2 separate regions of the Mus musculus genome follow, and region 1 is linked to region 2. A link is a loop called in an ENCODE intact Hi-C map of the cell type or tissue named here. Cell type or tissue: left cerebral cortex. All regions are shown on one strand. Each heading gives the region's core, and the rest is flanking DNA. Links, peaks and the distances in the headings are about the cores only. Region 1 holds the start of Gm30113 (a long non-coding RNA gene). Region 2 has its middle 53 kb from the start of Gm30113.

What was found. Hi-C counts contacts between places; a loop is a spot of excess contacts. Peaks named below come from ENCODE experiments on the same cell type or tissue, not always from the same donor. Only the 100,000 strongest peaks of a DNase experiment are listed, where the experiment ranks them.
Region 1: it touches region 2 in a loop (7-fold over the local background); 3 of 42 quality-filtered maps call a loop at or near these places.

The regions. Positions count from the first base shown.
Region 1 is chr15:62,947,246-62,958,919 of GRCm38, forward strand. It overlaps Gm30113 (a long non-coding RNA gene), which reads left to right and starts at 6,971. Exons shown (of 3, transcript XR_384131.2): 1 at 6,971-7,502; 2 at 7,995-8,127; 3 at 10,555-10,627. In left cerebral cortex, for the core only: no CTCF peak of the experiment used is centred there; DNase peaks (open chromatin) are centred at 5,438, 6,174, 7,218 and 7,894; H3K27ac peaks cover 1,289 bases.
Region 2 is chr15:62,895,479-62,907,152 of GRCm38, forward strand. No RefSeq gene overlaps it. Among named protein-coding and RNA genes, the nearest start is that of Gm30113, 53 kb to the right of the region's middle. RefSeq lists an enhancer at 7,216-8,422. In left cerebral cortex, for the core only: no CTCF peak of the experiment used is centred there; DNase peaks (open chromatin) are centred at 2,322, 6,676 and 7,736.

The sequences.
Region 1 (11,674 bases), core at 2,193-10,192, 52 kb after region 2:
GGTGACCATCATAATCAAAAGTTTGTTTGACAAAGATAGGCAGAAAAGAAGGTCCCAGTTGAATATGGAAGGCAACACAGAGACAGGTAGCACTGTTGATATTAGGCCAGTGCGATGTAGTGCCTACTCCTGACCTTCGGAACTACAAGCTAGTGTACTGGGTTATTTTAAGCAACAGGTTTTTGTGAGTGATTATCACACCGGCCAGAAGAAGGAAATACAAAGACAGACAGACTGAAACAAGAGTTTAAATTGAGCTCTTTAAGACCTCACCTTTCTTACTTTCATCTCTAGCCCTCCTTCTCTCTCTCCCTCCTCCTACCCCCACGTGGCCATGGCCAGACTCTCTCTCTCTCTCTCTCTCTCTGTCTCTGTCTCTGTCTCTGTCTCTGTCTCTGTCTCTCTCTTTACCTTCTCTCTTTCTTCCTGCCTTTCTACAATAAAACTATATAACCATAAAAAAAAATCTGTATTGAGTAAATCCTCATCTGTGAATGGCTTGTTTGCTTGGAAATGACACTAGACCTTCATCTGTGGTTTCTCTTAACAAAACCCCTCAACAACGAAGCCATTGGTGCATTTACTATTACTTAATTTACAACTAGTTAAAGGGAGTTTATTATCAAAGTCTGTTTAGTTGTATTTCATTACTATGTTCCCATTCCTCCTTTCTGGAGTGATAATGTATATTCTCTTTCATTGTGAGTTAGAAATGCACAGTATGTTCACTGACTGCATGTTTAGATTTTCTTAAAGTGCTTGCAAGTTTTTTTGTATATTTTGTTAAATATTATAAAACTGTAGTTGCTAGTAGTTTTATCATTAAGATTTCAGTAAATTAATTTTAGTAAACATTTTAAAACCCAATTTATCAGTTTTAGGAAATTTACAATGGATATAATTTGCATTTTTTAGTTAGTTCCTTTATTATTTGAGATTATGATCAAATAATTATATCACTTCTCTTGCCCTGTGTTTTTTAAAATAATTAATTGAATTTATTTTCTGGTAGTGTGTATTTTAATTTTTTTGAGAATTTTATGTATGAGTACTGTAAAATTAGCTACCAGTGATACCATGAAGATAATTCTATGCTTATGCTATAAAAGTTATACTTTTCATATTTATAACTAAAACCTATCTCGAGGTAACTGCTACATGTGTGGAGGACACGGAGGTATGTGACATTGTTGACATTATTGTAAGTAATAACTAAAAAGTGAGTAGCTCAAAACAGATACGGAGTTCCTCACATTCTTAGAGGTTGAATCCCAAGCGAGGTACTGTCAGGAGCACTTAGGTGTATTCCACTCATGACTTTTCCACTTCTTGGTGGTTCTAGGCATTCCAAAGCTTCTGCCCTTTCCATCACGTCAGTTCCTCACTGCATCTTTCCATGCCCGTATCTCTGTCTTCTCCCTTTGATTTCTCTTATGAAATATATGTCATCAGACATGATCTCATCTTAATCCCTTAACTTAACTTTAGCTACTAAGAAATTTTCCCAACAAGATCACAATTGAAGGTTCTGGGCAAACATATCATTTTGGGTCCACCATTCATGTCACCATGAAGGTTAGATTTTCTTTCACATTTTGAAAGTGTGGAAATGTAATTGCTTTGACCTTTGAGAATAGTCTATGGGGAATATTTTCCCCACATTGACTTTTATTTGTAGCCTTGTCAAGAATCCACTGATTGTGTATTTAAGTCTCTGTTTCTACAAGTTAAGAACATTTTGGCATGTTTTAAATTTGTATGGTCATATCATCTAAAAATAGGAGTGATTTTTTTCTTTTCTTATTGTCCTACCTTTTTTTTATTAGATATTTTCTTCATTTACATTTCAAATGCTATCCCCAATGCCTCCTATACACTTCCCCTGCTCTGCTTCCCAACCCACCCACTCCCACTTCCTGACCCTGGCGTGCCCCTCTCCTGGGGCATATAATCTTCGCAAGACCAAGGGCCTCTCCTCCCATTGATGGCCGACTAGGCCATCTTCTGCTACATATGCAACTAGAGACAACTAGATTGTTGTTCCTCCTATAGGGTTGCAGACTCCTTTAGCTCCTTGGGTACTTTCTCTAGCTCCTTCATTTGGGGCCCTGTGTTCCATCCTATAGATGACTGTTATTGTCCTACCTTTATTCCTCTCTCTCTCATAATTTTTTTTTGTAAAGACTAAACTGAAGAAAATTAGTGTAGCACTGACTTTAGAGAAAATGCTTCCAGGATTTTCCCATATAGCATAGTATTGTCTACACAGTCTTTGTAATATAATGTGACTTATGTTGACTGGTGAGACTTCTATTGTAAGTTTCACCAGGAATTTAACAAAAGGTGATGTGGGAAGCCGTTGCAGAGTGGCAGTTGCAGAGTGGCAGTTGGCTACTGCTGGCCACCACACATACATAGGCAGTGAAGGTTCTTTTGCCAAGACAAGTTAACCAATCAGATGAGAGAGAACGCCTCTCCTAGGTCTATGTAAGCAGCACCAGTTCTGGGCTCAGGGTCTTTTCGCCTCTACAATCAAGCTCTCCCAATAAACGTGTGCAGAAGGATCCTGTTGCAGCGTCGTTCTTCCTGGCCAGTCGAGCGCGCGCAAGAGGTGATGAGGATTTTGTCAAAACCCATTTCTCCCTTTTCCTGAGGTGGTGTTATGGTTCTTTTGTCCTTGGAGCTACTTATATGATACACTATTTATTAATTTATATACACTAAACCATTTTGTAGGCCTAGAATAACTTGTATATATTTTAATATATCACTGAGTTACTGTTTTGTGAAAATTTTGCATTTAGTTTCATCATGGAAACTGGACTGTCTCTTTCTAGTTTTGTTTCTGAGTTTCTATTTGCTTTATCTATGTAGTAACTGCTTTATACAATCAGTTTCATAGTGTCTCTTCCCTTCTAGTTTATGCAGAAATCTAAGAAGTACTGGCATTACTTCTTTTTAAAAGCTCTAGAACAGATCAACAGTGAATCTGTCCATTGATTAATATTTCTTTGTTGGGAAACAGTTACTTCTTCAATTTAATTGATTATTATAGATTTGCATAGACTGTTTATTTCTTTTAAATTCAATTTGGTAGATTTTATGTATCCAGAAATGTATTTATTCTTTCTAGATTCTCCAAGTTCCTGAAATAAAAGTATTTAAAATATGTTGCTGAACTTATGGCACTAAGATTTTTTTGTTTGTTTACAAATCTAAAACCCAGTACTTCTAGAATTCATTTTCTTTATAACATCTATAATATGGGACTGAAACATTGTCTTCAGTTTCATGAACACATATGAGTGAGTTGTGGCCTAATCCATCATGCAGGCTTTCATATTCATTACTATTTCCTCATATCTTTTCACTTTTTAATTTGGAACATTCTGGATTCCTTTCTTTCACACTACTTAGCTTTAGTGAGTTTATAGATCTATCTTTTTATTGGTGAGCTTAATTGCATATTATCTGATCCACTTACTGCCCCTGTTTATAAGAGATTCTTGTCTCTGGCCCTTCTCAGGAAATCAGGCATATACACGGGACTTACTTTTGTTCGTGGCATGTAAGCTGTAAGAGAATCTGGTTTTTATTCTCTTCCTCTGTAACAAAGTACGTCACATCCAGATGGAGAACAACTGAACCTGCACTCTAGTACAAAGATACAAAATTCTGGTTTCGTAGAGCTGGTGAGCTGCTAATATATCCCAGCCTTAGTCAACCAACAATGGGAAATTAGATACTGACATAGGATGTAACTTGTTCTATATCTAAAGCCACCTCACAAACAATAGATAAACAAAAAGAAAGCAGATAGAAACCTTACCTCCATTAAAGATTCCACAAGATTGAGCAGCTGATCAGAATTTCCAGGATTGTGGACTGTTAGATTATTTATTTTTTAAACCTAAATTACCCTTAACTATAGTAAGCCCCCTTACTACAGTTTAATGTAGCTTGCCCATGTCAGAGTCTAATTTAGTATTCTTTTGGTTTTAGATTTTTATTTTTGTTTTTAACTTTGTGTATATGTGTGGTTTTATGCACCTAAGTGCAATGTCTGCAGGGGATGAAGAGGGTCTCTGATCTCCTAGACAGGGATTTACTGGCAGCTAGCTACCTGACGTAAGCATTGGGAATCAGATTCAGGGCCTGTGAATGAGCAGCAAGCTCTTTTAAGCTCAGAGCCATCTCCCCAGCCACTAACCTAACAGCACACCAGCCAGTATTAAGTCCAATTCTAAGAATGTAATTAGACAGCATTTAGGGAGATTCGTCTGCTCTGCTCTCACTAGCCTACCTGATTTTCCTCCAAATGTATTTTAAAGGTTTCTTGATTTATGGTTTTCTTCTGGTCAATAACTATAAAAAAACTTCATAAAAGTGTGAACACATTAGAACACAGCGCTTGAGGAAACCTGAACCCATGATCCCAGACCATGGCTCACTTATATTTGTCCCCAGATCTAAGACTTACTCCATTGGTGTTAAGAGTTGCTTTGAGGTGTCAAGAAGGATATGCCCAAGTTTAAAATTATCCCTTTCAAATCCTATGGGTTTTTTAAAATTTTATTTGTAATTCATTTTTACACTCCATATTCCATCCCCTGCCCCTCCCCTCCCATTCTCCAACTGCTCTACATCCTATGCCTCTTCCCCAGCACACCCGGTCTCCATATGGATGCCCCCACCCTCCACCCCATCTGACCTCTAAACTCCTTGAGGCCTCCAGTCTCTTGAGGGTTAGGTGCATCATTTCTGAATGAACATAGACCTGGAAGTCCTCTACTATATGTGTGTTGGGGGCCTCATATCAGCTGGTGTAGTTGTCTGTTTGGTGGTTGAGTGTTTGAAAGATCTCGGGGGTCCAGATCAATTAAGACTGCTGGTCCTATTACTGAGGCTATGGAGTGCTCACAAAAAGGGACTAGCATGACCGCACTCCAAAAGACCCAACAAGCATCTGAAAGAGTCAGATGCAGAGATTTGCATCCAACCAATGGACAGAAGACGCTAACCCCTGTTGTTGAATTAGAGAAGGCTGAAAGAAGCTGAAGAGAAGGTGGATCATATAGGAGGACCAGCAGTCTTAATTACTCTTGACCCCCCAAAATCCTATGGATTTTAAAGAAGAATACATTTCATATTTATATCTTGTAAGGTGTCTTTTCTGATCCAAATGGCCTCAAATTAAATGCCCAGGTAAATGTACACAAATTTGTATGAATGCTGAAATTCATTTTCTATACTTAGGAGTTTCTGGGTCTGAGAGAAAGGATAATATAAGCCTTTGGCTGAAGGCTGATGGTTTGAAAGCACCTGACTGCTTGTAAATAATCTTCTAAGCCAAATTTCCTGTAAGAGCTCAGGGCTGGGACCACCAATAGACCACTCAACAGCACTAGACAACACTCTCAGTGTGGCCTAGGACGGCGATCCCTAAAGCCCTGGGGATTAGTTCTTAATAGACTGAAGCCTGAAGTCCAAGTTATAAGATGGTTGTCTCTGCAGAGAGATCAATGCTAATGAAGGGATTTGTACCTAGCTACAAAGAATAGAATTTAAACCCTCTCAGTTCTGTGTCATGAATAAACATATTTCTTTTTTCATGAATTATTCTAAGAGAAGGAAAACAAACAAACAAACAGGCTTTCCTCCAGGATGAAGCATGCCTAGATATTTGGCTTTCGTTCATTGAGTCCATCTTGAAATCCTTGTTTAAAATGACTTAAATCACCACAGAAACACAGCCTCCCTCTGAGCTAATCTGCTCAGGGATGCCCAGAAGACTGTGAGCTGAATAGTAAGTCTGAGTGGACTGCCTGGTACAGACGGGTCTCTTGAGAGCATGAAGGCACCAGTTTCCTCCACATAAAAGGGAATGGAACACATTTGCTCTGTTTTCTGCTTTTCTGTTGTGAAATATGAGAAACGCTTTCAAGAAGTTCCTTAGGAATCCCTGAGAATAAACTATTCCTGGCCCCACACATCCCTTTCTCGTTGTGGAAATCAGATTACAGCCTCCCAGTGATTTCTCAGAAGAAAATCAAAGCCTACTACTCCGGAAACATCCAAAAATCCTCTCCCTTCCCCAGAACACACTAGTGGTTGCGCTGCTCCTCCAGCACTGTGGGAGTCTGAGTTCATATCCTGGTATTGCCAAGGAGATGACATCACTGCTGCTTTCCATAATGAGTTCTTCCATATGTGCTGCTTGCTGAGAAAAACACATATGTGGAAACTGTAGATGAAATATGTATGCGCTGTGAGCCTACTCCAACTTCCTCTCCTCAAGGAAACAACCAAGGATGCTATTCAAACACAATTTAAAGGACACGTTGAAATAACATTCTCTTCTGTGAATTTAAAACAATCCCCAAGTCTGCAAGGACTTAACTCTCTCCAAGTGATGCATAAACCTTTTGTGAACTGTGTTTAACACAAGGGGTTGTCTTTATGGGAGTCACTAGCTAACCACAGACAAAAGAATGAGGACTGTTTTTTAAGGGCTTATATAACATGCTGTGTACTAGTGGAGTGTTTATGCTCATGCTAAAGTTCCTCAGATGGTGTCATTCTTCCCACTGAGAAGTCAACAGAGATGCTGAGTTAGATGACTTGTGCAGGCACAGGCCCCACCGAGAAGCAGGGGGCACCTGAATCTCCTTCTACCTCAGTGTATCAGGGAACAGTGCCTGGAATGAACAGTATCTGAGATTGCAGAGTGATAAGACAATTTGAAATAGGATTTCTTGCCCAATTTCCACCCTGGAATGCTTCCTAACCTGTTCACTTGATCTTTTTTTTTTTTTTTTTAACCGTGGCAGGTACTTTAAAGCCTTTCAGAAGCCCCCACCCCAGAAAGCACATTGAGTTAAGTCTTGGAGCTTCTGTCCTTCTTTAAGCACAAACTGAACTCCCAAGGAAGTTTTGCTCTTGACTGAGTTTAAACTTAATGGTGGCAGATCTGTGTCACCGTGGTGTCATTAATTCTTGCACAGGTGTATGCATTCCTTTTCTTCTTATCTTTCTTAAGTTCTTGCTTAAGAGCTAGGAGAATGAATGCTGGTTCTCTAATATAAGAGGGATGTGTCCCTTCCTAATCTTGCTAGGTAGGCAATAGGATGCCACTCCCCTGAAGCCTTTGGGGTTCGGCTGCTGACTGCCTCTTGTTTCCCATCGTTTACTTTCCCAGCCCCTTCTCTCATTTCCATTCTGAGCAACTCAGTGAGATAATTTCCCCGCGTTTCGATTCTGGGCTGTTTCAGTGTTGCGTGTAGTCATGAGTTTTCAGGTTGACCAGTCTCTACAGTTGAATGTGGCTCTTCACCAGGTCTGAAATGAATAGTGTTGATGCTAAACGCAAATCCTCCTCTCCCCCACGCCCCGCCCCCTGAGAACTGCCATCCAATCATGTTCTCCAGTCCCCAGGAAGATCTGCCCATCTCTCTGTGAGCAGGGATCAATACTGAGTCACCACAGTGACACTAATCAACCTTGTAAGTATCCTTCCTCATTGTTAAGACATACTTGGGGAAATGTCAGAGTAAAGAATGTCCTCCCTGCTATCATAGGAGTCCATGCAAAGGAGTTTATTCTGTTCACCGAGTATAGCCCAGAATCATTAGTTTCCAGCTTCATGAGGATCTTTTGTGAGAATCTTCATTTCACTGATTTTTCTAAGGAGCCCTTGGAAATATGCAGGCATATCCTAAACATTTTGAGAGTATTTGTCTGGAGCCAAGACTCCAAAGGAATCTGAAATTTATACTTAACAGAAAACTCCACACTTGCCAGTTACTGAGCTCCGCACCACATGGTTCTGGGGAAGGAAATGAAAGAATCAGCTGAAAGGGAGGGAGGAGGCAAGATTTGGTTGTTAGCAGTGAAGGACAGAAGGCAGAATTAGAAATGTTTTATTCTTCACTCATTGATGCCAGCTTTTGTTCTATACAAGTTTATTTTTAAAAATGTGGATGCTCCATTTTCAGAGGCTGATCTAAAAATACATGCCTGCATGCCTGAGGCTACAATGTGTACATAAATCCAAACCCACAGAAGAAAGTGGTTGTATTCAGGACCAAAGGAGACCACAGAACTGAGCTGAAGGATCCCTTCCAGGAGGTGGGTGACATATTATACACATTTATATAGTGTCAGAGTTGATTTTATGAGTGGGTAGAACAAGTTTTGTAGGTGACAACTTTAAAGGACATGAGAGAAGGGAATCTTACAGGTATGATCCCACATTGGCCCTTCATCCTTTCTAAAATGACAGCTCCATCATCCTAAATCTATAAGACCAGGGTCACCATTGAGCTGGGGTGATATCTCCATAGATTACTTTTGGGATTCTTTCTGATCTCCGCCTCCACAGTTACCTGGCAATAGCCAGGTATGCTCCTCCTCACAGTTACCTGGCAATAGCCAGGTAGGCCTGGCTCACTATGAAAGGGCCTGCTTACCCCCTTTCCCCCACCCCCTCACCCCCCACCTCTCTTGTTCTCTTACTCTCTTGCCTCTTTCCCTCTTGCTACCCCTCTCTCCCCACTCCCTTCCCCTCCTCTCCACGTGGTCATGGTCAGACACTAATTCTCTACTTTCTCTTTCTCTCTGCCTCTATTACTCTCTTAACTTCCCTCCCCATGCCCTAAATAAACTCTATTCTATACTATACCACACATGGCTAGTACCTCATGGGGGAAGGAATGTCTCACCATGGGCCAGCTGAGGTACCCTCTTCCCCTATACCTCACCACACCCCATAGAAAATGTTCTTATACTTCCTTTATCTTTTTATGATCACAACAATCATCATCATAGTTTGCTTTCATAAGTAGGACTACTTTACTACACATAATGATGATATAAATCAAGTACAGTCATGAACCATATACGGTATTTGAGCCAATAATGAAGACTATATTACTTAGTGATGTCATAATCATCTTTCCAATGATTTTTCTCACTGTAATGAAATCACCTAAGAATATATTTCTAGAACACATAACTGACTTAAAGAGACATACGTCTCTATGATATTATAATTTAGTAGATTATCAGCATAATTAAGGACAATTTAGTAACTTGTCAAGAGCCATACTCATAGAAATAAAATATTTGATTCCAATGCTTATGTACCAGATGAGAGGTGGCATGCTTAGAGATTAAGAGTACATCCAGAATCCTCCATCAGAATTCCTGGGTCTGTGTAAGCACTACTAACTTTTTAATCATGATAAAGCTTTTTAAAAGGGATTTTTTTTAAAAAAATTTATGTATGTAGGTGTTTTGTCTGCATGTTTTTATGATACCGTGTGTGTGCAGTACCTACAGAGGCAAGAAGAGGGCATTGCATCCCTTGTAACAGAAGTTACAGATAGTGCTATTTGGGAATCAAACCTGGCTCCTTGAGTCTTTGCCAGAGTCTTATTTTCAGCCCCCACAGGGAAATATTTTACTTTTCTGCTCCTTGGCTGCATCATATGAGTAAATCAAAGAACAATAATATAAAGTTTCTTATTAAAATGTCTGTTATAAAGTCATGGAGGAACTTAGGCTCTTGGGTCTTGATGGCCCTTCACTTTGTATTACTGAGTCACACAAGTCTACTGGACTAAATGACTAATGTTCCTTTTATAAATATAGAGAATCTCACAAGTTACATGCTTGGCCAGTTTACATCTATATGGATGGACACCATTTAAATACTCCAGTTGAGACTAGTGAAAGCATAAGGCTTTTCAGGGTTGTGAAAAATTAAGCATGGTACATGGAATGATAACAGAGATGGAAAAAAAATGGGATAGTTAATTATGTTATCATTATGACAACGTTCCCAAGTAAATCAACTGAAAGGACTTATTTTGTCTTCCACTTTCTGTCCATGTTTGCTTGCCCCAATGGCTTTTGGGTTTTTACTGAAGTAATCAATTATGACAGAAGCACCTTGGAGAAGAAAGGTTCTCATTTCACGATGGCCAAGAAAGAAAGAGTGAGGAAGATGACCTGGGGTAGAATAGCTCCAACCTATAAGGACCCCTCTACACTTAGGCCCTATCTCTTAAAGTTCCTACCCCACAACATTAATGCTATAAGGTGGAGCCATAGCCTTGTACACATGAGAATGTGTGGGACATTACAGATGGAACAGCAGGTTTCTGTGCCTAACATAGGGGCAGCATAGTGGACACTTTGAGCCACTGCAAAGTAGGGAAGGGGTAAGAAAATACAGATGAGTTCAGATTCTTGCCCTGGAGTTATAATACCCAAATCTACTGAACTAGAGTGACAAGGTACAGCTTAATAAGAGAAGAAATATATGCTTTAGTTAACCAGCACATATTCATGGGAGCCTTGCAACGGTAGACATTGAACAATAGGCACATGGTTAAGGCTTAAATAACCCATGCAAAGGGAAAGAACTGGGCAGGGGTGGTCATCACACACTTTAGAGTGATTATAAATAATCTGTTAGGAGAAATGAATAGCTTGAGATATAGACTTGTGACAAAGTTCGTGAGAACTATAGGTGCTATGTTCTATTTTCAGTTTCTCCCTCTGTGATGGAAGTTGAGACTATTTTGAATCTATCATGAGTCAGAGGATGAAGAGAATCATGTTCCTGTCTGGCAGGTACAGACTTCATGGAGACAGGGCCCTTGGAGATGTTTGCAATGTTTCCTACTCCCAGATGCTCTCAGTGTGAGGTCTAGAAAGTGCCATATTTGGGGGGTACTTTTTTGTTTTTGTTTTTGTTTTGAGCCTCAACACTAAGTATGGAAGAGGCTAGTATACTTCTATAAGGAAGCAGACAATATGTACTTTCAAGGCTACAGGCCATGGTCCATCAGTTACCTCTGTCGTTCTACCACTAAAGCTGTTTAAGCACAGGTGTACAATCTGCAAGCAAATGAATGACTGTGGCTGTGCTCCAATGATGCTCTGTCTCTGAACAGTAAAGGTGAATCCCACATCACTTTTATGTGGTGTTAAACATCATTCTCCTTTCCCCAGTTACTTAAAAATACAAAAAACATTCTTCATTCAGGTTAGATATGAACAGGCAGTGGGTAGAATCCAACTCATAGACTAGAGTATGTCTGCCTTTTGTGTGGGACCCATAACTGAAGATTCTGCTTCATGGGGTAGAGACAACCCACAGTCACACTCAGGACCTAATCTTTCAGGATCCAGTCAAGAACTAATTCCTTGGGCAAAAAGGAACGGGGGCCTTGAAGTATTTTTTGCTTACTGAGACTCAAGCTGTCTTGTTGTAGACTTTATCTTGTTAACATCCCCAAAGTCTCTGAGAAGCATCAGTGCTGATCTCCGCATGGCCCTGGTGGGGACAGAGTGACATGGTTTCTGCCCCTGGAACAGAGGCCCAGTGTGAGCCTCCAAGAGTGTAGATGGCTTCTGAGGAACTAAGGCTTGTTTGTGTAATAATGTACATATTTTCACATCCCCCCCAGGAATGTCCACTCTGTTAAGATTAATGATTCCATGATAATCTGACAAAGCAGGAGTCTAGGAGTCAAGGGTGTGGCTAATGTCTTAGCAAACTGGTAAAAAAAAAAAAAAAAAAAAGGACCTTGAGAACAGCCCTTGAGGCTATGGGAAAGTGCTCTAAATACATGAGGTCAAAATGTATAATGTTTCTGCTATGCAC
Region 2 (11,674 bases), core at 2,076-10,075:
ACAATCACTAGATTCCGAGTTTGTAAAAGAATTCTATTGTTTGCTTCATAGGAGGAGTGTGATAAAAATTAATCAAGTAAATATGAGGAGCATTGTATTATGTCATAGTAGGCAATTCACTAAAATGGCAGCGTTGTTGGGGCAGGGGTGTTGACTCCCTTGGTCTGTACTGGATAAGATGCCCTCTTAGTCCATCTGGAGCAGCTATCTTAGCATATATGGTGCCTGAAACGTGTGACTTAGTTAAATTGTGAGGAATTCTCCCACTTTGAGAAAGTAATAGAGATGAGGCTAGATCGACTCAGACCATGTTTGTTTCCTGTAAGTGAGGCACTACAGAGGATTTCGTCTTTACTGTGGTGTTATGTACAAACACCTCCCTCAGAATGAGTTCAGTACATGTTTTGGTTCTAACATCCAAACATTTCCATATGGTCATCTGGCTTGGATTACCAAGTGTTGACTCTTCTATCCCTTCTTGCCTGTGTTAGTTCTCAGGGTATGGGGATGGGGACAGCAATGTTGAAGGGGAAAGTAGGTGAAAGTTTGTAGGTCATCTTCATAAAGACTGGGTGAGTCATTAGCAGAACCTACCAGCCACCTCTTGAAGCTTTTGCATCAAAAAAATCTTTAGCCTGACTGTAGGAGCTAGGGACACACACAGCTTTCTTGGGCTAATGATGGTATCGTGAGAGCTAGATTGCTTGTGACAAGTCCCATGATCAATATGTACTTCATATTAATTCAACAGAGCAGAAGTCATAATGTCAGTTCAGAGAACAAGTTATCTACCCTTAAGTCTGTTGATCCACTGCAGAGGCTACAGGAAATAATAGAAATAGCATTGGCTAGGATGGAGGCCATACTCCAGTCTGTACACCTTCCTTAAGGGGTTTGTGGAATAGATCTCAGATTTCTTCCCTCTCAATCATGGTGTCCATTCTGAACTATGAACCATCCCAGTTCAGCACATGTTAGTAAGCAGAGAACTAGACTCTCAAGTAATAAATGTTTTCTGATGTTTGCTATGAGCCAGACACTTTGCAACATTCTGCTAGAATGCTAAGTAAACAGAAAGACATGGACAAAGAAAACAATTAAACATTTAGAATCTGTTATGGGATATTAAAACAACAAAAGAAAATATGTCAAAGGAAGGCTACAAGGAATTTCTTTGTAATTTATACAGAAAGTATGTGTCAAAAGAAGTCAGATTGAAAGCAAAGCAGGATACCTATAAGCCAACATCTCTAAGATCTAAGGAGAAATGTTTGTACTTGTGGCATATAGGCTTTGGAGAGGCAAGGAGAAAACATAAAAACAAAAAAGGAATCCTGATTCTCTACCTCAAACTAGGCACCTGGTGATGGAAAGATTCTAGATATCTTAAGTCTTCCATTTCCTCTTTGGACTTAGTCACTAGGTTGATTTGCCATAATACATAACTAGGTACTTTAGTCTACACTTTGAACAACATTGTACAAAAGAATGCACCTAGTGGTCAGCCAAGCAGCTCTGCTAAACAACAGCAGGAGTATACAGACACCAGGGCATGTAGAGAACAGTGAGCTTGGGTAAGAACACCTGAGGGACGCCTCAGTTGGAGTTTGCACTAACCTGAAATATTCTCAGAATAGAATCTTAGGAAAGGTACTTTACTCTAGCCAAGTTGATAAATAAGACGACTTTAATGCATGTGCCCTGACTGGTCTCTGTTCTAAACCTAAAGGACTTATTCAGAGTGCAATAGACTCTAGTAAATATGATGCCCTGGCAGCCTTTCCTGAAAACTCCTCCTTCATGTTGCATGCTTGTTTCCCAATCCTATTTCCATGTCTCTGGCTTCAATCTACCTGGTATAACATCCTTAAAGTGCCCTTTTGGTCCTCTGGGAATAGTCGAGTTTTTAATACCATACTTTTCTGTGCACTTGCCTTTTGGATGACAACTGCTTTAGGCTATTATTACAACTGTTGTTATTGTTATTTTTTTGTTATTTTATGGCTTTGTTCCCCGAGAGACATTTATGTTCAACTCTATATGATATTGTTTTGCTTTCTCTTCCCATTCCATCAAATAGAGAAGGCTACAAGAATGCAATGTCGCTCTGGGGGACCCATTTATACAGAGTACAAATCCCACTTGTACCTCACAAAGGAACATGTTTAAGATCCAGCTTTTATAAACAGACCCTTGAATCTCAGCAAGAGGATTTGAAAAGTCAAACACTCCAGGGCCATGACTATAAAAGTAAAATTACAAGGCTTGGGAACCTTTCCAGAGACAGGCTTATTTCAAACACTGCTATCTCATAGGTGTTATTCTTAGCAGAACCTCCTTCAACACTCAGCTGCGATGGGAGTCTTCCTGGGGCTACCAAGGAAGCCATTATATAATCCTGAGTATACTTTCTCCCATTGGTTCCTATCATGAGCGCTAAGTATACCCCTTCCTCTCACTTCAAACTTCTCACACATTTCTTTAGGGATTTGACTCATCAGGAGCACATGCTTTCCCAGGTACATTGCTGGGGTCCAGAGATGATAAAATGGACACAATGAATGCCTCATACTTAAGAAATCACAAATAAGACAAGAAACTTCATAATCCAAAGAGACTAATGTCCTTTTGCAGATATAATAACCAAGTTACGATGCGGGGGTAATGGGAATGCATGATGGGTAGGGAACAGTTTTCCTAAGACATGAGGGGAAATACTTAAGCCTTCATTGAAAGGTAGAGGTAAGAACACGTCAAATGATTGGACAGCCTTGTGAAATCAGACACATTTCCTACCCTGAGCCTTCTGGACAGGGCTGTGGGTTTGTGGCCCTTCACTCCCAGGTCTGTGGAGATGTGACATACATGAATGTTCAGGCTGTATTTCCTTGCTGTTTTCTGTAGCTCTTCTGCCTAAACTCAGTAATGTGGACAGGCAGCTCTGTAAAATACTCACGTGCTAAATGTGACCCCCCAACACTTACTGCTAAACTACCCTGAGGCTATTCATTGACATTTTTCTTATAAAGCAGTACAAAAAGTAGTTCATGACCACTGCCAAGTTCAATCATTCTGGGACTGGTGGTTTGGTGAGTTTGTTCACATGACACCATCATAAGCACAAAACTGGCACAAAGCATACGTTCTAATAAACACTATAGCATCAGTACACAATATAAATTATCTACATGTATTTATGCATAAAGTTTAGAGGACAAGTTTTGGGAGTTGGATCTCATCATCGACCATATTGGTTCAGTAATTAATCTAAGGTTGTTAAGTATGACAGCAGATACCTTTACCTGCTGAGCCGTCTTGCCATGCATTTTTTTTTCGGTGTTTTAACGCTTTTCACTAACATATGATAGCTACATGTATTTATGGGTAAAGTATGATATATTACGCAAATACTCAATGTATACTGATCAGCTCCATATAAGTATCGTTATTATCTCCTGAGGTAATGTCCACATAGTTTGCTTTTCTCTAATGAAAACTAGGGCTCATAACTGTAGCCTCCCCTGTGATGGTTCTGTGAATGAGTGGAATAGACTGTTGTAGGACTCAGAATACTGATGATCTCTGGCGAGTTGTATAGAAAGGCACATCATGAAGAAGGCATTTTCTTCTTTCACATGAATTTTCTTCTTTTTACAAAAGAAGTACTTGAGAATTAAACTCACAACAATTCTCTTATTTACAACCCTAAAAGGTCTCCAAAAGGCCTTGTGACTTTAAGTCACTACAAATTTTGTACCTTCTATACTCTTCAGAAACATCATTTCAAGTAACCTCATAATAATGCAGAGGAATGTGTTCTGTTGTTTACCCCATTTTTGTAAGCCACTAAAATTAGGTCCAGTGTATAACCCAGGGCCATGAGTTAACTATTGTAGGACCTTAGAGGGGGCTAGAAGTTGGCTTTATTCTGACATACATTTTGAAGAGCTCCATACACAATGATTTCTATGGAACTTATTTCATAATAATTGATAACATATAATCAATAGACCTTCATCATTAATTTGTCCCATTGTATTCTATCATCTCTGAAACAACAGTGTTTCAGCTAAGAGGAGTAATAGCTTGGGAAAGCTGTGGCTGTGCCTTCATCCATTCATCTTTACTGTTAACCTGCACATTGTGTGTGTGTGGGGGGGGGGAGGGGTGGCAGCAAATCAGTGGTCATACTCACATTTAAATGTGCCTCCAAGATTTTCTACAAGTATTCGCAGGTACCTACATATATTTATAGGTAAATTATGATATATTGTAGAAATACTCAATGTATACTTATCAGTTCAAGAAAAGTCACATTATCATCTCCTAAGTTGACTTCCATATACCCTGCTTTTCTCTAATGGAAACTATAACTGATAACTGTAGCCTCCTGTGTGATAGTTCTCTGAATGAGTGGACTCTTGAAGATCCATGAGATAACATATATTATCACAGGAGCACTACAATGTACATTCATTCCAACATTTGTGTAATTCATTTGTGTAATTGAGTATTCACTGAGTTTTATCATAAAAAAAATATGTTAGTGACAACTTCATCATGTCTCTCCAAAGAGATGTTGGATGTAAGTCCCACAACTCCATACTCTAATCTTTCCTAATTGCGTGTCTTCTGTCTATCTGTCCAGCTTTGGAGTACCTGGACTGAGTGGATTAACTATAGAGCTCTTCTGTTTAGACCTGAATTTCTGCTCTTGAACAATAAGATCTCCTTACAGTGAACTCCACAATTCATCTTAGCTGTATCACTTTTACTATGAAGGGGGACCTTTTCTTCAATAATTTGCCTTAGATAAGAGTAAGCGTACTACACAGAATTGGATGCTCACAGTCAGCTATTGGATGGATCACAGGGCTCCCAATGGAGGAGCTAGAGAAAGTACCCAAGGAGCTAAAGGGATCTGCAAACCTATAGTTGGAACAACAATATGAACTAACCAGTACCCCGGAGGTCTTGACTCTAGCTGCATATGTATCAAAAGATGGCCTAGTCGAACATCACTGGAAAGAGAGGCCCATTGGACACACAAACTTTATATCCCCCAGTACAGGGGAACGCCTGGGCCAAAAAAATGAGAATGGATGGGTAGGGAAGTGGTGGGGGGAGGGTATGGGGGCCTTTTAGGATAGCATTGGAAATGTAATTGAGGAAAATACGTAATAAATAAATAAAAAAAAAAGAGTAAGCATACTACAACTCACAGAACAGAGCAGCTTGTCTATATAGACTTTATAAATAGGGATATGTTGGAACACAATCTAGTCATTTGTTCATGAATTATCTGGGACTATATTCATTCAACTATGGCAGGAGTACTCATGGCATAATCTTCATGACACCAAGACCACACATAGTCAGCAAGTTTTCCTGGCAAAGCTACATAATCCTTTACCTTAGTGTATGGATTTTATATGACTTATAAATATAACCCAGTTCACATAGACTTGGATTGTGAAGCAATGTAGTAAAATATTTATGACAGAAAGATATGGAATCATATGGCTTTTAAAATATTTGAATTTATTTTAGTGGAACATTGCTTTAAATTATACATTTAATGAGGGATCATTCCAGATGTATTGCTGCAACTATGACAAAGCAGTCAGAACAAAGGCAACCTAGGGGAGAAATTATTCATTTGCCTTCGAGGTCATAGACCATCAATGTGAGGAGTTAAGACAGGAGCTCAAGGCAGAACTATTTGTTCTCCCACAGAGCATTACCTCTAATAAGAGCACTCATTCACAGCTAAGGAGGCACAGCATAAACCATGAATGGACAATGGTTGATGACTCACTGCTAGACTGGGAGTTAGCTAATCTTCTAATACAGCATAGGGCCATTCGGCCAGGGAATGTTATATCCCAAATGGGATGTGCCCTCCTACTCAATTAATAAGACAATCCCCAACAGACATGGGTACTCACAAGTGAATCTGTTCTGGGAAATCCTTCAGTTGAGGCTGCTTTCCTAAAAGAATCTAGGTTGTGTCAGGTTGACAATTAAAACTCTAGCGGAAGTTCGGTGCGATGTTTTTGACACATATACTCCATCTGCAATTTGTAAGTTGAGATGAACATATCTAATTGTTTGAACTCATCACTTCTCATGGTGGAAACTTAACTGATTTTTGCATTATGCAGTTGCCAATTGTTATTCATACTCACTCTACTGAATGTCTACCTCTTATTATAGTATAATTTATTACACTTGTATGATCAACTTTTCAATCTTCCCCTTCCCCATCTTCCCAAGCCTACAGGAACCGGCATTTTATTGTAACTTTCTATGAGATCGATTCTTTTAGACCTCTATGTATGAGACAGATCAGAAATGGTACTTGACTTAGTTCATTTGATAGTATCACTTCCATGTTCTACCCATAGTGTTACAAATGACAGGAAAACATCTTCTCTTATAGCCAAATAATATTTCATCATACCTATGTATCACACTTCCTTCATCTACTCATCTGTTGATGGATGTGTGTGTTGTTTTCACTTCTCAGCTATTGTCAATAGTGCTGGAGTAAGCGTGGGACAGTACACATCTTTTCAACATACTGATTTAATTTCTTTTGGATATGTACCCAGAGCTAGTATTGCTAGATCATATGGTGGTTCTATTTTTAATTTTTTCGAGGAACCTCCATACTGTTTTCCATATGGCTGGACTGATTTGCATTCCCACCAGCAGTGTGCAAGGGTTTCCTTTTCTCTACACACAGCACTAGTTATCTTTGGTCTTTTTCGTAATGGCCATTCTTGACTGGGTCGAGGAAACAACTCCTGGTGGTTTTGATTTGCCTTCCTCTGATGATTAATGACATAACCTTTACTAGTGTCCAATCATCTGGGAAGTGTATCCCTCTAGCACACCCAGGAAGACTGGAAGAAGCACAGAAACTTACCAGTTTACTTCTTCTGACTCTTTCCCAGACATAGATCTTAGATTCATGCTATTCTACACCCTTGCCACCCACTGTACTCCTTCCTCTGAATTTGGGATGGCAGCCTCAATAGTGTGTGTGTCTTTGAAAGTTAAAACTATGCTGAACATGGATAAAAGCTAACTGGACACAATTAATCCTTAATCATTATTTGAGATGCAAGCAGACACCCTAAAGTTCAGGAAGCCAGACTTCCTGGATATATCCTCCTTGGGAAGTACAACCAACACTCTTCCGTTTCCAAGTTTTCACAGTTCTGTTGCTGTGGGCACTCCTTTCTGTCTAGATGGTAATTGCTTTCACTTCCTGGGAGCTATCATCCCTGAAAAAGCGTTGCATCCTGACTCAGGATGCTGAGGGCGGTGGCATGTGTGTTACAGAAAAGGCAAAGAATAAATTGTTTATTGACTGTCTTAAAAAAAAATACACCAGATAGGCCTATGTACTTAGCAGATGGGCATCTGGACAGATGACAAATAATCATCTTTTGTTTGAAAATTAAAATAGAACCAATGGGGTAAAAGGTGTAGAAAATGCTCCCTTCTTATTTCCTGAGAGTGGAAAACAAACCCCACCCCGCCCCCACCCCTTTCACTTGTTCAAGAGAGGTCTGCACTTTGGAGCTAGTAAATCTGCTTGGCAGGTAATCTGCTACCCATCTGCCAGCTGCTTCGTTGGCAAAAGGCACATCACCATCGCCATGGCAACTCACAGGCAGGCAAAGGGCACGCAGGCCTGGCTGGAGGCCAAGGTAATCCGATGGCACTGGGCTTTGTTAATAGAAAGAGAAAAGCAAGTGGGCCAGAGCGTCTTGCCTCTGCCTTTGCCAGTAAAGGCTGGACGGGAGCAGAGAGCAGGGCTAATTAACCCGCTGGACCAGCTGTTGACTGCCTCTTGCCAAATCCGACAAGTGGCCAAGGTTTGTCTATTCCTAACCCTTGTCATCTTCCAGGGAGGCTGGACCCTGGGGGAACAAGAGCCTTTTCTCAATGATGTCATCTGAGTATTTGTAGAATTTCCTCTTTGTGGGAAAGTTTTCTGGCAAAGTATAAAGAGACTTGACTTCCCTCGGAAGACCCCGTTTCCTTTTGAATGTTGAAGCGATTTTTTCTAAATGAGAAACAAATCTGGGATTATAGGGAGAAGCAGGATGGTGGGGGTGGTGGGATATCCGTGCTTTAGGCCGTGCATTGTATTAGGAATCCCATCTGAGGCGCCTTTCATCCACCAACATTGCTTAAAAGAGCACACATCCCACAGAATGATGAGTACAAATGAATTGTTTTCAAAAGACCATGTCGTGAGGGAAAGGGAGCTCACACATATTAATTTCTTACGTTATGACAGGAAGGACACGTGTATGACACACCTGTACCCGAATGCAGAGACGATGACTTAAGTCTGCAAGGTCAGGGTTAAAACTGCACAGGGGAACACAGTTTCTTCAAGGTGGAGCTCACTAAAGCCTACATCTGATAAACAGCCTCCTTCTCTTCCCTTCTCCTCTTCTTCCTTCTCCTTCTAGTCCTCCTCTTCCTCTACATCATCATCATTTGCCTACACTAATAGTTCACTGATACAGGATTATTGATGTAATCATCCTGAAGAATGTTTTATTGCTTAAGGAAAAAATAACCTGACAAAATATTTTTATGAATCAATCAGCATGCTAGTGATAAAAGATTTACAAAGCTAAAGAACCTAGCTCGGCATCAATTTTATTTCAGATTATAATCCTACATTGTGTCTTATGCATGAAGCATTTCGTGTGCGTTGCCATTATAATGCAAAATACATGTTCTAATCCCATTTTGTGAAGAAGGCAATTAACATGTAGGAAGCATAAAGAAGACATGTAAAAATAGAGTACAAGACAACAGACTGAGCCACAGTTGAAAATCTGGACTATGACAGCTACATATGTTTGCAACCTTAAAGCCATAACAAGTGGAACTCAGTCTATAGAAGGGAGAAAAAAGGATTCCCATGATTGAGAAACTGAATGAACATGAGAAAGGGCAGTGGAGACAGTAAAACAGGCTGACCCTTTGCCCCTGGAAGTCCACCCACAATCAGGAAACACGAATGTCTGATCTCTGAAGCTAGATTATTTTTTTCCTGGATAGAAATAGTACTTCCAGTGGGAAAGTGGTCATGATGGAGAGGGAAAGAAATTCTAGGGTTGTCTGTGGCCTTGGCTTGTAACATTTACAGCATTTATCACTAAGAAAAAAGCAAGTTGTAGGTTATCACAGAGCAGACACCCACTTGAGAACAATTATTGTATCACTGTCATCTCACTTAATGCTTATGTTGTCTCCATGAGATCAGAACTAATGTTTTATAAGTTCCCTGACATCTATGAAGAACTGAGTTGCAGAACACAGTGTAATGACCTATGCTAAGGACAAGCTTAGCATAGGCATCTTTCTTTCCCCTGTCTCATTGTAATCCTTGCTTTCTTGGATACACCATGCAGATCCTTACAGTTCCAAGGGTAGGAATGATGTGTTTGAAACTGACTGTGAATGAACCTGGGTAAGGGCAATCAGAAGTTGAGAAGAAATAGATGTTCAAGAAAGGATGCTTAATAGTAACATGAAGCAGGAACAGGCAATCCCTCTTCCATTCAAAGAGCCAGAATGAAGATGGAAAGTGAAGACATTCTGGCACAGGTCAGTTTAGGGAGACATCAAGAGCTAAATGGATAAGAAACTCACGAATCAACTGTGGAAATGATGAATATCCAAAACGATACTTAAGGACTGTCATGGTACAAGAGAGCCATCTATGTGGCCAGGGGCTTGGGCAATACCTAGACTTATGTTTTCATTTCCAGTGATAATATTTTTATTGATCATTTCATTCATGCACATAAAAAGCTTTGAGTATATTTATACCATTTCCTCTCCTCCAATTTCTCCTCTGTATTTCCACCATTCCTCCCTTCCAACTTCATGCACTCTCTCTCTTTACAATCCTCTAAATCTCCTCAGCGATGATGCTTTTAAACTGAGAGAACATCTTCCAGGGGTCTCACTACATAGACTTTTCCTAGCAATTCTGTGAAATACTTATCTTTGATCTCTGTTTTACAAGGAAAGACACTGATCCTACACATATAGGCATAATATGTGTTTGCTATGTCACATTATCTATTCACTGGTCAGGAAGAATTGGGATATGGCTTATCTGGGTCTGCTTCACAGTTTCTGTAAAGGCTACAATTAAGAAGTCTCCTGAGACTGAGAATATCTCTGAACATTTAACCGGAGAAGGATCTGTTTCCAGGTTAACACATTTGGTAGAATTCAACTTCCCAACTATGCCCTCATTCTTCACTGACTCTTGGTTACAGATCACCCCTCCCCCCAGGTTCCTTGTCTCATGAGAGTTTTCCATGGAGTCATTTGCATCATCAAAGCCAGTGATACAATATTTTATAATGTAATTGTTAAGATGTCGACTCACAATATTGTGCTATACTAGTATTTAAAAAAAGAGTCATTTAAGGGATGGCAGTCGCACAAATCGAGGAATACCAAGATGTGTTGATCATCTGGTGACATTTTAGATGTTATCTATCCTAACTTGCAGGCCCCAAGAAGCAAAAACTAGACTCTCACTCTATTTCCAGAATCCATGCATTTAATCTGTGTTCATAATCACCAGGCTTTCAAGCACACAGTCACATTATCTTCGGTTAAAGCTTTAAGTCATAATTGCTTTTTTTTCTATGGGAAGTTCATTGCTGTTACTTGGACTTAAAGATTGTTGCTCTTTTGAACTATAATGTGTATGATATGTCTTATATATTCACATTCCTGTGTGTGCTGAAGGACACCCAAATTAACTGACGTATAGGTTATTAAGGGCAACACTGTTGAATTGGAGTGCATTCCATTGAAGGAATTAGGAAACCTCAGGATGTAAAATGGGTACTATACTGAACTATATCACATCACCCTAGTATTAAAATTTTCCTTCTGGTTTTTTTTTTTTTTTTTTGGTTTTTCGAGACAGGGTTTCTCTGCATAGCTCTGGCTGTCCTGGAACTCACTCTGTAGACCAGGCTGGCCTCGAACTCAGAAATCCACCTGCCTCTGCCTCCCGAGTGCTGGAATTAAAGGTGTGCACTACCATCACCCGGCTCCTTCTGCTATGAAGCCTTACTCATTCTTTAGTTCCTTTCAGAAAGTGGTACTGAAGGTTTTCTTATAATAAAATTGTCCAAGGGCCTAACGTGGAGGGAAGCCTACAAGTGTGGCCTATCCATGAAACACTGGAAGAAATCAATGCAGATTCCAAAATAGTCAAGGGCATCTTTATTTTTGTTTTTAACTTTTTATTATTTTCTTTATTTATATTTCAAATGTTATCCCCTTTCCTAGTTTTCCCTCCCAAAACCCCCTATCCCTTCCCCTCACCCCTGCTCACCAACCTACCCACTCCTGTTTCCTGGCCCTGGCAGTCCCCTATACTAGGACATAGAACTTTCACAGGACCAAGGGCCTCTCCTCCCATTGATGACTGACCAGGCTATCCTCTGCTACATATGCAGCTAGAGCCATGAGTCCCACCATGTGTTTTCTTTGGTGATTTAGTCCCAGGGAGCTCTGGGGGTACTGGTTAGTTCATATTGTTGTTCTTCCTATGGGGTGGCAGACCCCTTCATCTCCTTGGGTACTTTCTCTAGCTCCTTCA